4 separate regions of the Homo sapiens genome follow, and regions 1, 2 and 4 are each linked to region 3. The links are chromatin loops, found by intact Hi-C in ENCODE. Cell type or tissue: B cell. All regions are shown on one strand. Region 1 overlaps QRSL1 (glutaminyl-tRNA amidotransferase subunit QRSL1). Region 2 holds the start of LOC105377927 (a long non-coding RNA gene). Region 3 overlaps RTN4IP1 (reticulon 4 interacting protein 1). Region 4 has its middle 6.9 kb from the start of LINC02526.

Region 1 (2,500 bases), 58 kb after region 3:
TATCTAATTACATATGCATTTGTCGTTTGATGAAGCAATCTCCTCCTCATCTAAGAAGATTTCAAGAATACCAAAAAAATACATACACAAAGTAATTCTCTGGGGCATTGTATAAAATAGCTAAATATTGAAAACAATCTAAATACCCAACCACAGAAGACTGGTTTACTCAATTATGGTAAAACCAAGTAATGGAGTACTATACAGCAATAAGAAATGAATGAAGAAGGTTTCTGTGAACTGATACAGAATGATTTCCAAGATATATTGTTAAGTAAACAAAACATAGTACAAAAGCATTATATAGCATAATATTTTTGGTTGTTTTTTAAACCTTATCCTGTATTGTACTTATTAGCACTGGAAAGTGGAAGAGGTCTCTGCTAATTAGGGTGGAGAATTAATCACCTACTGGGTTTCCTTCTTTTCCCAGGATTGCCAGCAGTGAGTATCCCTGTTGCACTCTCAAACCAAGGGTTGCCAATAGGACTGCAGTTTATTGGACGTGCGTTTTGTGACCAGCAGCTTCTTACAGTAGCCAAATGGTTTGAAAAACAAGTACAGTTTCCTGTTATTCAACTTCAAGAACTCATGGATGATTGTTCAGCAGTCCTTGAAAATGAAAAGTTAGCCTCTGTCTCTCTAAAACAGTAAACATATCTTACAAATTAAAATGACTTTTAGGCTGGGTGCAGTGGCTCACACCTGTAATCCCAGCACTTTGGGAGGCCAAGGCGAGCGGATCATGAGGTCAGAAGATCTAGAACAGCCTGGTCAACATGGTGAAACCCCGTCTCTACTAAAAATACAAAAATTAGCCAGGCTTAGTGGCGGGCATCTGTAGTCCCAGCTACTCAGGAGGCTGAGGCAGGAGAATCACTTGAACCCTGGAGGTGGAGGTTGCAGTGAGCCGAGATCATGCCACTGCACTGCACTCCAGCCTGGGTGACAAAGCAAGACTGTGTCTCAAAATAAATAAATAAAATAAAATAAAATGACGTACAGAGATTCTATATTCTAGAGAGTCAAATGGTCTTGCTCAATTCTTGTAATTAGGTTCTTGTTAATACAGTCATTCCATGGAATTACTTTTTAAAATTCCTGTGACAATTAATAATAAATAACGTGTCAGCATTTAGTAAGCATCCACTAAGTGTACAATACTTCTACAATAACACAAGATACCTGTTCCTCAAAGACAATGCATTCTGCCATAATGTTCATTAAAGAGTTTACAGTAAAAATAAGATTAGGGATAAACTTCTCAAAAATTGTACATCTGTGTAACTAAAGCACTAACAAAAACATGAATAGTCCTTCTAGAGGTAACTTGGATAGCCTAGGCAGGCAACTTATCATGTGGTGAAGGCCGCCTCAGGGGTTGTTAAAAATGCACAGAAACAATTGAGTGCGATTATTGGCTTCTGAGCGCTGAGCAGAGCAGGTGGAAGAGGAACTTTGAGCACAGGAGGAAATGCAACCAGTCAGGGCCCAGAATCATGCAAATCTCAGGGGTATGCCTCTCTGGGGAGGAGCTCCACTTGCAGGGACTCCTTTTATTTCCCTAAGAAAGAGCTGAAATGACTGAGAACTTTCCTTTCCTCCTTAGAGTTACAATTTTACTTCTGCTATTCCGGAGCCCATGCCTAGAAGCCAGAACAACTCCATGTTACACTGAGTTCATGCTCCTATTTACTGATCACAAATGAGCTCATTAATGTCATCGAAACATTTATTGTAACCTAACAGACCATCACAGATTGGAAACTTGGTAGATAGCAGAGCATGGTATTAGTGAAAAAGGTTCAAAATACACAAGTAACATACACTCTGAAAAACATGCAGATAATTTGCTGATGAAGCAGAAGAGGGGATGCGCATGGCAAGAACTTGCCTTACCCCAGATTCTCTATATCTCATGGTTTCCTTTTCCTCTTGACTGTCTTTACGAGTGTTTTTTATTTGGGACCCTCGAGCCCAGAGATATTAATGGATATCTGTATTCAATATTTGACAAAATCTAATGGAAACCATCCATTTACTCATGATAAGGCTTCATCACTGGATTTCTGTGTCTTCACTAGAACACCATTGTCATCTCATATTGATCAGGTATTTTAATCTAGCACTTACATATTGTTGATAAATGAAAGCTGAATTGTTACTTAATAAATTCACTTTGTTTAGTAAAAAAAAATTGTTTTCTAAATATGACGTTCATGAAGAGAAAATAATGAGTCAGAATCATCTGCAGAACCACTGGAATGTTTCATCGTCACCTGTTAGTTTTCATAAACAGTTTTCTGTCCTCTCTGAGATCCTCCCGCTCCCAAATACTCAACCTGATTAACTTCACATAAAAGTCTTATGTGCCAGGCTTAGTAATATTCCTATAGATTTTGACTCTGAATCCCTGAAAGAGGAAGAAATCCATGAGAGAAAATTGCATTACTTTATAGCAAGAGGAAACCGTTTTAAGTTTTTTAATTGCTCAGACACC
Region 2 (2,500 bases), 94 kb after region 3:
ATTAGAATATGAAATCACATTTAAAATTTAAAAGCAACATGTTAGCAACGACTCTAACCACAGTTCTCCCTTCTTTTTCAAAACCAGGGGTCTGGTCCAGATCTTGTATTGCCTGAAGAAGGTCCTAGGTACTACCTTTCCTGAAAGAAAGACATGGTACTAAAGCTCCTCCAACCCACCTTTGCTCTTCTCTTACCTCATAAAATAGCGAGCATCAAATTATTTGAGGAAAAGCATTTAAGAATTTTTTTTTTAGGGACAAGTTCTTGCTCTATCGCCCAGATTGGAGTGCAGTGGTGTGATCTCAGCTCACTGCAGCCTCAAACTCCTGGGCTCACGCAATCCTGCCACCTCAGCCTCTTGAATAGCTGGGACTGCAGGCATGCACCACCATGATTGGCCAATGTTTAAATTTTTTTGTAGAGACAAAGTCTCCCTATGTTTCCCAGGCTGGTTTCAAGCTCCTGGGCTCAAGTGATCCTCCCACTTCAGCCTCCCAAAGTGCTAGGATTACAGGCATGAGCCACCATGCCTGGCTGGGTATAAGAATGTCAATATGCTTAGGTTTAGATACAGTTTAGTGTTTTTCAAATGACAGATTGCAATCCCTTAAAGGTTAATAAAATCAATTTGGTAGGTTGCAAACAGCACTTTAAAAACAAAACAAATAAACAAACAAACACACTAGTATCTGATGGTAGATCTTGTCTTGTCTAAAGCCCTGCAGCGTGAGGCATATCCAGAAAAGGTCAACCCTGAGTCCCATCTGGAGGGGCATCCTCTCTAGGTCACCATTTGTCACAGTCAGTTTTAGGGCTTGAGGAAATTTAATTTCCATTTCAGAAACTCACTAATCTAGTTGTGACCAAACTTTTTCCTACCAATCTAACCAAGTTTGCTTATAAACAATCACACTGAGACCACAGCCTTCTTCCCCAACGTAGGTGCAGATGAAATAAAGAAGTTTAGAGCAGTTTTTTCTAACGTGGGCTCTGTAATAAAAACCTGCTACAGTCAAATATTTGAGAAACCCTCCGTACTGTTATCTTCTCTTATAGATTCCTAGCCTATAAAAGAAGAGACCCATTTAACTTTGTTTAACCCGTTATGTCCTAAACTTTTTTGATTGTGGAGTAACCTCTCTTAACAATTCCACTACCCTAGCCTGAGCCCTTAGCCTGATAGCTACTCCCTTTTGGGCTGACTGCAGCTGCCTGCCTCTTAGCTTTGTGACTACTGTCACACAACATACGGTCTTTACTCAGCAGCCCATACTAGGTCCTCACCAATTTCTTGATGGAGTACGAAGTAAGGTTTGCCATATTACCTACTCTACAATTTGGGGACTTTAACCATTGTAAGCCCAATCATCACTCTCACTTCTTAGCTTTTATTTAAAGAGTAAGTTTGTATTCTAAATTGATTTCTACAACTGCTGTTTATGGAATTAAGATGAATCCAGTGGTGGTCAGCTGATCACTGTGGGTGAAGTCTGTTGGTTGCTTTTTACAGTATTTTATGTTCCTTCTTCTCTTGCTTCCTGTGTGCTGTGCTGTGAAGCATGACAGAGCACCTGCCTGTGTGTGCACAGCACCGTGAACTCAATCTTTCAGTCACTTTCTTTTCTTTTCATGTTTAAATAAGAGATAAGCCACGTTGGCCAGGGCATGTGGACTCTCCATGGAGTTCACTAACAAACCGAATTTATGTATCGTTGCAAAATAGTCAACACTCCAGTCTGTTAGAAACAGGTGCCAAGAGAGGAAATGTTTAATATTTTCCACGTGGCATGGGCTCTGTCAGACAGTGTTTCCAACCAGAGTCTGTTTTCGCAGTTAAATCATAGGTTCAGAGTCTTCCTTTTGCCTCAAGAGTCTGTCTGGTGGCTGGCTCGCAGCTAGCTTCTGCACAATCCCCTCACTCTGACCCTGCATCTTCAATGCCGCCATTCTGCCAAACCGCTGCTACTTCTGGGTGAAAACCTAGTTCTAGCTCCCTCCAGAGTTAGCTGGTTTGGCTATTTGAAAGCTACTCCTTCAATGAACCGTTCTTTGTCATTTCAGAAATGAACCCTGCTTTCCAGCATTTGGGCTGGACAGGGTTCTCCAGGCTTGCTAACTACAGCAGCTGTTTTCTGTCCCCAGTAAGAGCCAGGGTGACATACCTACCTGCCCAGAGCCACCCTTGACAGGAGACTCAGGGAGAAGTGCCCCCAGGACCAAAGTAAGTAGTGCCATGGCCCAGACTTCCTCTTAGCCCATCCTGCTTCTTCCTCATCCCCTACTTCTCATCCTCTCTGTTTTAATTTCTACTTATTAATATTTTCTTCCCACATATTTAAACAGCTCCCACCAAGGAAATAATGTCAGATGTGTTGCTTTTTCAACTGATGGGTTCTAATCATCATGTTACCAAATTCTGCACATCCTTGCCAAGTAAGGCTTGGCTCTCTAAAGGTTTAGTTTGTTCTTTCTATCAATAAGTATTGCCTCTAACTACG
Region 3 (2,500 bases):
AAACTAGATGCCCATCTCTCACCATATATAAAAACCAACTCAAAATGAATTAAAGACTTAAACATAAGACCCAAAAAAAAACTATTAGAAGAAAGCATATGGGAATACGGGCAAAAATGATATAGGTAAGACTTCAAAAGCACAGGCAGCAAAAACATTAATAAATAGGACTATATCAAACTAAAAAACTCTGTACAGCAAATGAAACAACCAATGAAGAGACAACCTGTAGAATGGGAGAAAGTATATTCAAACTCTACAACCAACAAGGGACTACTACCCAGAATATATAAGGAACTCAAAAAACTCAACAACAACAAAAAAACTAGTAATCCAATTAAAAACGTGCAAAGGATCTGAACAGACATTTCTCAAAAAGAGAAAAATGATCAAGCATAGGCAAAATATGCTGTACATCACTAATAATCAGGGAAATGCAAATTCAAACCACAATGAGATCTCTCACCCTAGTTAGAATGGTTATTACCAAAAAGACAAAAAACAGGGCTTACTTAGGCAGCACATATACTAAAATTGGAATGACACAAAGATTAGCATGGTCCCTGAGCAAGAATGACATGCAAATTTGTGAAGTGTTCCATATAGAAAAAAGACAAAAAAAAATAAATATTGGAAAAGATGCAGAGAAAAGGGGACTCTTATACACCTTTGGTGGGAATATAAGTTAGTATAGCCAATATGGAAAACGGTATGAAGTTTTCCCTAAAAGTAAAACTATCGTAAGATCCAGCAATCCTACTACTGAGTATTTATCCAGAGGAAGGAGAATCAGTCATATCAAAGAGATATCTGCACTCCCATGTTTAATACAACACTATTTGCAATAGCCAAGATATGGAATCAACTTAAATGTCCATTAACAGATAAACAGGTAAAGAAAATGTGGTATGTATACACAAGGTAATACTATTCAGCCATAAAAAAGAAAGAATGATATTCTGTCATTTGTGGCAACAGGGATGAGCCTGGAGGACATTATGTTAAGTGAAATAAGTCAGGCACAAGAAGATAAATACCACGTTTTCACTCAAGGGGGAGCTAGACAAGGTTGAAGTCACAGAAGCAGTGAGTAGAACTGTGGTTTATCAGTCGCCAGGAAGGGTAGCAGGGAGGGAAGAACAGGGTGAGGTTGGTTAACAAATACAAAATTACAGCTAGATAGGAAGAATAAGTTCTAGTACTCTATAGCACTACAAGGTGAATATAGTTAATAATAATTTATTGTATACTTTCAAAAAACTAAAAGAGAGGATTTTTAATGTTCCCAACACAAAGAAATAATCAATGTTTGACTTGAAGGATATGCTGATTGTTCTGATTTGATCATTACACATGGTATCCATGTATTGAAATATCACACTATGCCCCATAAATGTGTACATTACATATCAACTAACATTAAAAGGAAATAAATAATGTGTATAACTTTTCTCCTATTAATCTATTATCAGTTGATTTCAGCAGACTCAGTTATAGAACCTTCAGAGGGCAGAGGTAAAGTACCTTTTGCCCTGACAATTCAAACATAGCTTTAGTCTTCCTAAATGAGGGAAAAAAGTATGAAAAGTGCTTCAAAAATACATTCAAAAATTAATTCCCCCATGAAATATTTCACCCTCTTACTTTTGTCCATTCTTATAGAAGTGTTGCTAGTCAAATTCTCATTTAAGTTCCTCACAATATATTACCTGCACTCTCCAACTTTTCCTCTCACTATTTCCTGAATGGAACTCTTCCTCTGAGACTCTGTTCCCCTAATTCTTCCCCCTACATTGCACACACACTGGTCCATTCCTCCAGGCTCTAGAATGCTATAATTACCTGCTGAGGTCTCCTTTCCCTTGAAGGACCAAGTCCCAGTTTTCCTCTACAATACCCTTAACATAGCCTGGAACCTGTTATCTATGCCACACATCCTACTTCCCAACTTATTCTGCAAGCTCTTAAGGTCAGAGACTTCATATTATGCCCTGCATTGGCCACAGTGCCCTGGATGTAGCAGATGCCTGATCAAAGTTTCTTGACTTTCAAAATCATCCATGGCCAGACATGGTGGCTTACGCCTGTAATCCGGCACTTTGGGAGGCTGAGGCGGGAGGATTGCTTGAGCCCAGGAGTTGAAGATCAGCCTGGGCAACATCATGAGATCACATCTCTACGAAAAATAAAAAATAAATTATCTAGGTATGGTGGTGCTGAGGTGGAAGGATGGCTTGAGCCCAGGAGTTTGAGGCTGCAGTGAGCAATGATTGTGCCACTGTACTCTAGCCTGGGTGACAGAGTGAGACCTTGTCTCTAAAAAAAGAAATCATCCAATCACCATTATGTCCTACAATCAAGGCAACAACTGCTACTACCTCAAGTGAGGGGATCGCCTGGCTACTTGAAAGACTGCATTCAAGTTTCTTCCAGTAAAGAAAAGCTTGAAAATAATTTCTAATTCTCTCTCTGTGAATGCTGGATACTAAATATAATGGCT
Region 4 (2,500 bases), 80 kb after region 3:
GTTTATATAATCATGGATTCATGGATTTCTATTGTAATCAAGGTTTACAATTCTATACTCTTATTTATTTTTATGCTCAAATTGTCCTCCCTTTGGCCAGGGGATACCGCTTCAAGCTAGCTTCTATGTTCTGTCTTACCGCCTCATCATTCTTTGCACATTTTTACATTTTCTGACACAAGAGGATATTTCTGTGCCCCCAGTCCAGTGGGGGCCCGCCTTGGTATTTGGAAACCAAGATCTGAGAAGGGAAGCTTCACTTAAAACATTTTTGAACTTTGCATCTGCTCCCCAATATTTCTGTTTTCTCTAAGTTCCTTCTTGTTTCTTTTTTTCTTTTCCATGCTGGAGGCTTTCTTTAAATGCTTGGCCATTCTTGGCTGTCTATTTGCATGGGAGTGAGGCATTGAAAAGCCTGTGATTAGAAGATATGTATGGAGAAGAGAGGGAGAGGTCATTGACTGGTAGATTTTACTTTAGGGTTTTAGAGTGATCTGGCCAGGCCAATTCATTAAATTTGAGTGACAATCGATTTTTTTTCTGTTTATGGCTCGGTCAGTTTTTATCAGAAGAATCTTCCAGTCTCCTCCCTAGAAAATAGGTACCTAGATGCCAGTGTTCGTAGAGCTGAGTTGAGCAAAGAGCTAGGATCCCACACCTGTTTAGTAGATTCCTATATAATGCCCACATTCTGTATGGAACTTTCACCCTCAGCTGTGCCTGGTGTCGTCAACCCTGGAGTCCCCAAGATTCAGCCTCTTTAAAGAATGAATCTTTAAAGCAGAGGACATACAGAGCATTCAACCTAACTCTTTTACAGATTTTTAACCAGTGCTGTTTTCTGCCTGGTGCCTCTAGCTCCTGAGCTTTTTATTTTGGGAGGTTGGGGGTGAGGTGAGTGAGGCATCCTTTGGCCAGAGTAAGCCTGGTTCTAGACTTTTCCTGGGGATACATTTTGATTTTTCTTATTTCCCAAATCAGTGGTTCTCAGCCAGCGGAATTTTACCCTCAGGAACATTTGGCAATAACTGGAGGCATTTTTGGTTGTCACAACTAGGGAGGGGTGCTACTGGCATCTAGTGGGTAGAGACCAGGAATGCTGCTACAGATGCCATCTACAGTGAAACATTCTATGGCTCAAAATGTCAATAATACCAAGGTTGAGAAACCTTGCCCTAAATCATTTAGTGCAAACACTTCCAGCTTCTAGTTTTTTATGCTACTTCATTTTTTTCTTTTGTTCTCTGTTTTTCTGACTTTTAAAATCACATTGCCTTTTAAAATTATTTAATGTCATTTAGGAGTTGTTTCCAGAGGGAGTGATAGTAAACATAATTGTCTAACTGGCACATTTAACCAGAACTCCTGTGGTGGCATGTGAATTCATATTTGCAAAAGTGTTTCAATTCCTGTCTCAAACACCGGCATAGACAAATGTTCAGTGTTAGGAAGAATGTGTTAACCCAGGAGTGAAACAGAAAGCATGTGGAGTCGGCTAGAAAGGGACTTTGTGTCTTATGTAACATACAATTGCTCTGAAGGTAAGCCGTTAATTTTTTAAAATAAAAATGCAGAAATAAAAGCTGCAGGCTACAACAGTACATTCGCAGTCGAAATGTAAAAATACTTTTTTATTTTCACAGGGGCTGAACAGAATTTTTATGAAGGACATTTGGCTCCTGCACGTACATACATTATGGGTTTGTGGGGTTTTTTTTGTTTGTTTTTTTTTTAATTGAGATGGCGTCTCACTGTGTCTCCCAGGCTGGAGTGTAGTGGCACCATCTCGGCTCACTACAAGCTCCGCCTCCCGGATTCACGCCATTCTCCTGCCTCAGCCTCCCGAGTAGCTGGGACTACAGGCGCCCGCCACCACGCCTGGCTAATTTTTTTGTATTTTTAGTAGAGCCGGGGTTTCACCGTGTTAGCCAGGATAGTCTCAATGTCCTGACCTTGTGAATCTCCCACCTCGGCCTCCCAAAGTGCTGGGATTACAGGCGTGAGTCACCGCGCCCGGCCTGGGGTTTTTTTGTTAATTAAATTAAATTAAATTTGTCTGAGACAGGGTCTCACTCTGCCACCCAGGCTGGAGTGCAGTGGTGTGATCTCAGCTCATAGCAGCCTCAACCTCCAGGGCTCAAGTAATCCTCCCACCTCAGCCCCACACCACCCCAAGTAGCTGGGACTACAGGCACATACCACCACGCCTGGATAATTTTCGTATTTTTTGTAGAGATGGGGTTTCACCATGCTGCCCAGGCTAGTCACGAACCATACATTATGTTTAAACTTACCACGCGTGCCTAAGAGTCATTAGCATTTCCCATTGGTTGCTCTGGTCAGTGGTGTTGGCTTAAGCTGAGACTAGATAACATAGGACTTGCTGCATTTACACTGAATCTTAAGACAGGAACCCAGCAGGCCATCACTAAAGAGGTTTGTAAGTAACTAAGTGTAAGAATACAGAATGGGAACTCTTTCGTGTGTACCCAGAGACTCC

Evidence for each region. Hi-C counts contacts between places; a loop is a spot of excess contacts. Peaks named below come from ENCODE experiments on the same cell type or tissue, not always from the same donor. Only the 100,000 strongest peaks of a DNase experiment are listed, where the experiment ranks them.
Region 1: it touches region 3 in a loop (4-fold over the local background); 3 of 110 quality-filtered maps call a loop at or near these places.
Region 2: it touches region 3 in a loop (3-fold over the local background); 2 of 110 quality-filtered maps call a loop at or near these places.
Region 4: a loop joins it to region 3, with 10 times the contacts of the local background. A loop is called at or near these places in 6 of 110 quality-filtered maps.

What each region holds. Positions count from the first base shown.
Region 1 is chr6:106,665,349-106,667,848 of GRCh38, forward strand. It overlaps QRSL1 (glutaminyl-tRNA amidotransferase subunit QRSL1), which reads left to right. Exons shown (of 11, transcript NM_018292.5): 11 at 434-2,500. The coding sequence ends at 654. Among named protein-coding and RNA genes, the nearest start is that of LINC02526, 29 kb to the right of the region's middle. In B cell, no CTCF peak of the experiment used is centred here; a DNase peak (open chromatin) is centred at 1,483; H3K4me3 peaks cover 1,220 bases; H3K27ac peaks cover 2,500 bases.
Region 2 is chr6:106,701,028-106,703,527 of GRCh38, forward strand. LOC105377927 (a long non-coding RNA gene) reads left to right here and starts at 1,865. Exons shown (of 4, transcript XR_942841.3): 1 at 1,865-1,974; 2 at 2,064-2,223. In B cell, no CTCF peak of the experiment used is centred here; a DNase peak (open chromatin) is centred at 1,544; H3K4me3 peaks cover 1,465 bases; H3K27ac peaks cover 2,500 bases.
Region 3 is chr6:106,607,212-106,609,711 of GRCh38, forward strand. All of the region lies in intron 4 of RTN4IP1 (reticulon 4 interacting protein 1), which reads right to left. It also overlaps the pseudogene RNU6-527P. Among named protein-coding and RNA genes, the nearest start is that of RTN4IP1, 21 kb to the right of the region's middle. In B cell, CTCF peaks have their summits at 1,038 and 1,237; a DNase peak (open chromatin) is centred at 1,060.
Region 4 is chr6:106,687,304-106,689,803 of GRCh38, forward strand. No RefSeq gene overlaps it. Among named protein-coding and RNA genes, the nearest start is that of LINC02526, 6.9 kb to the right of the region's middle. In B cell, no CTCF peak of the experiment used is centred here; DNase peaks (open chromatin) are centred at 1,060 and 1,468; H3K4me3 peaks cover 504 bases.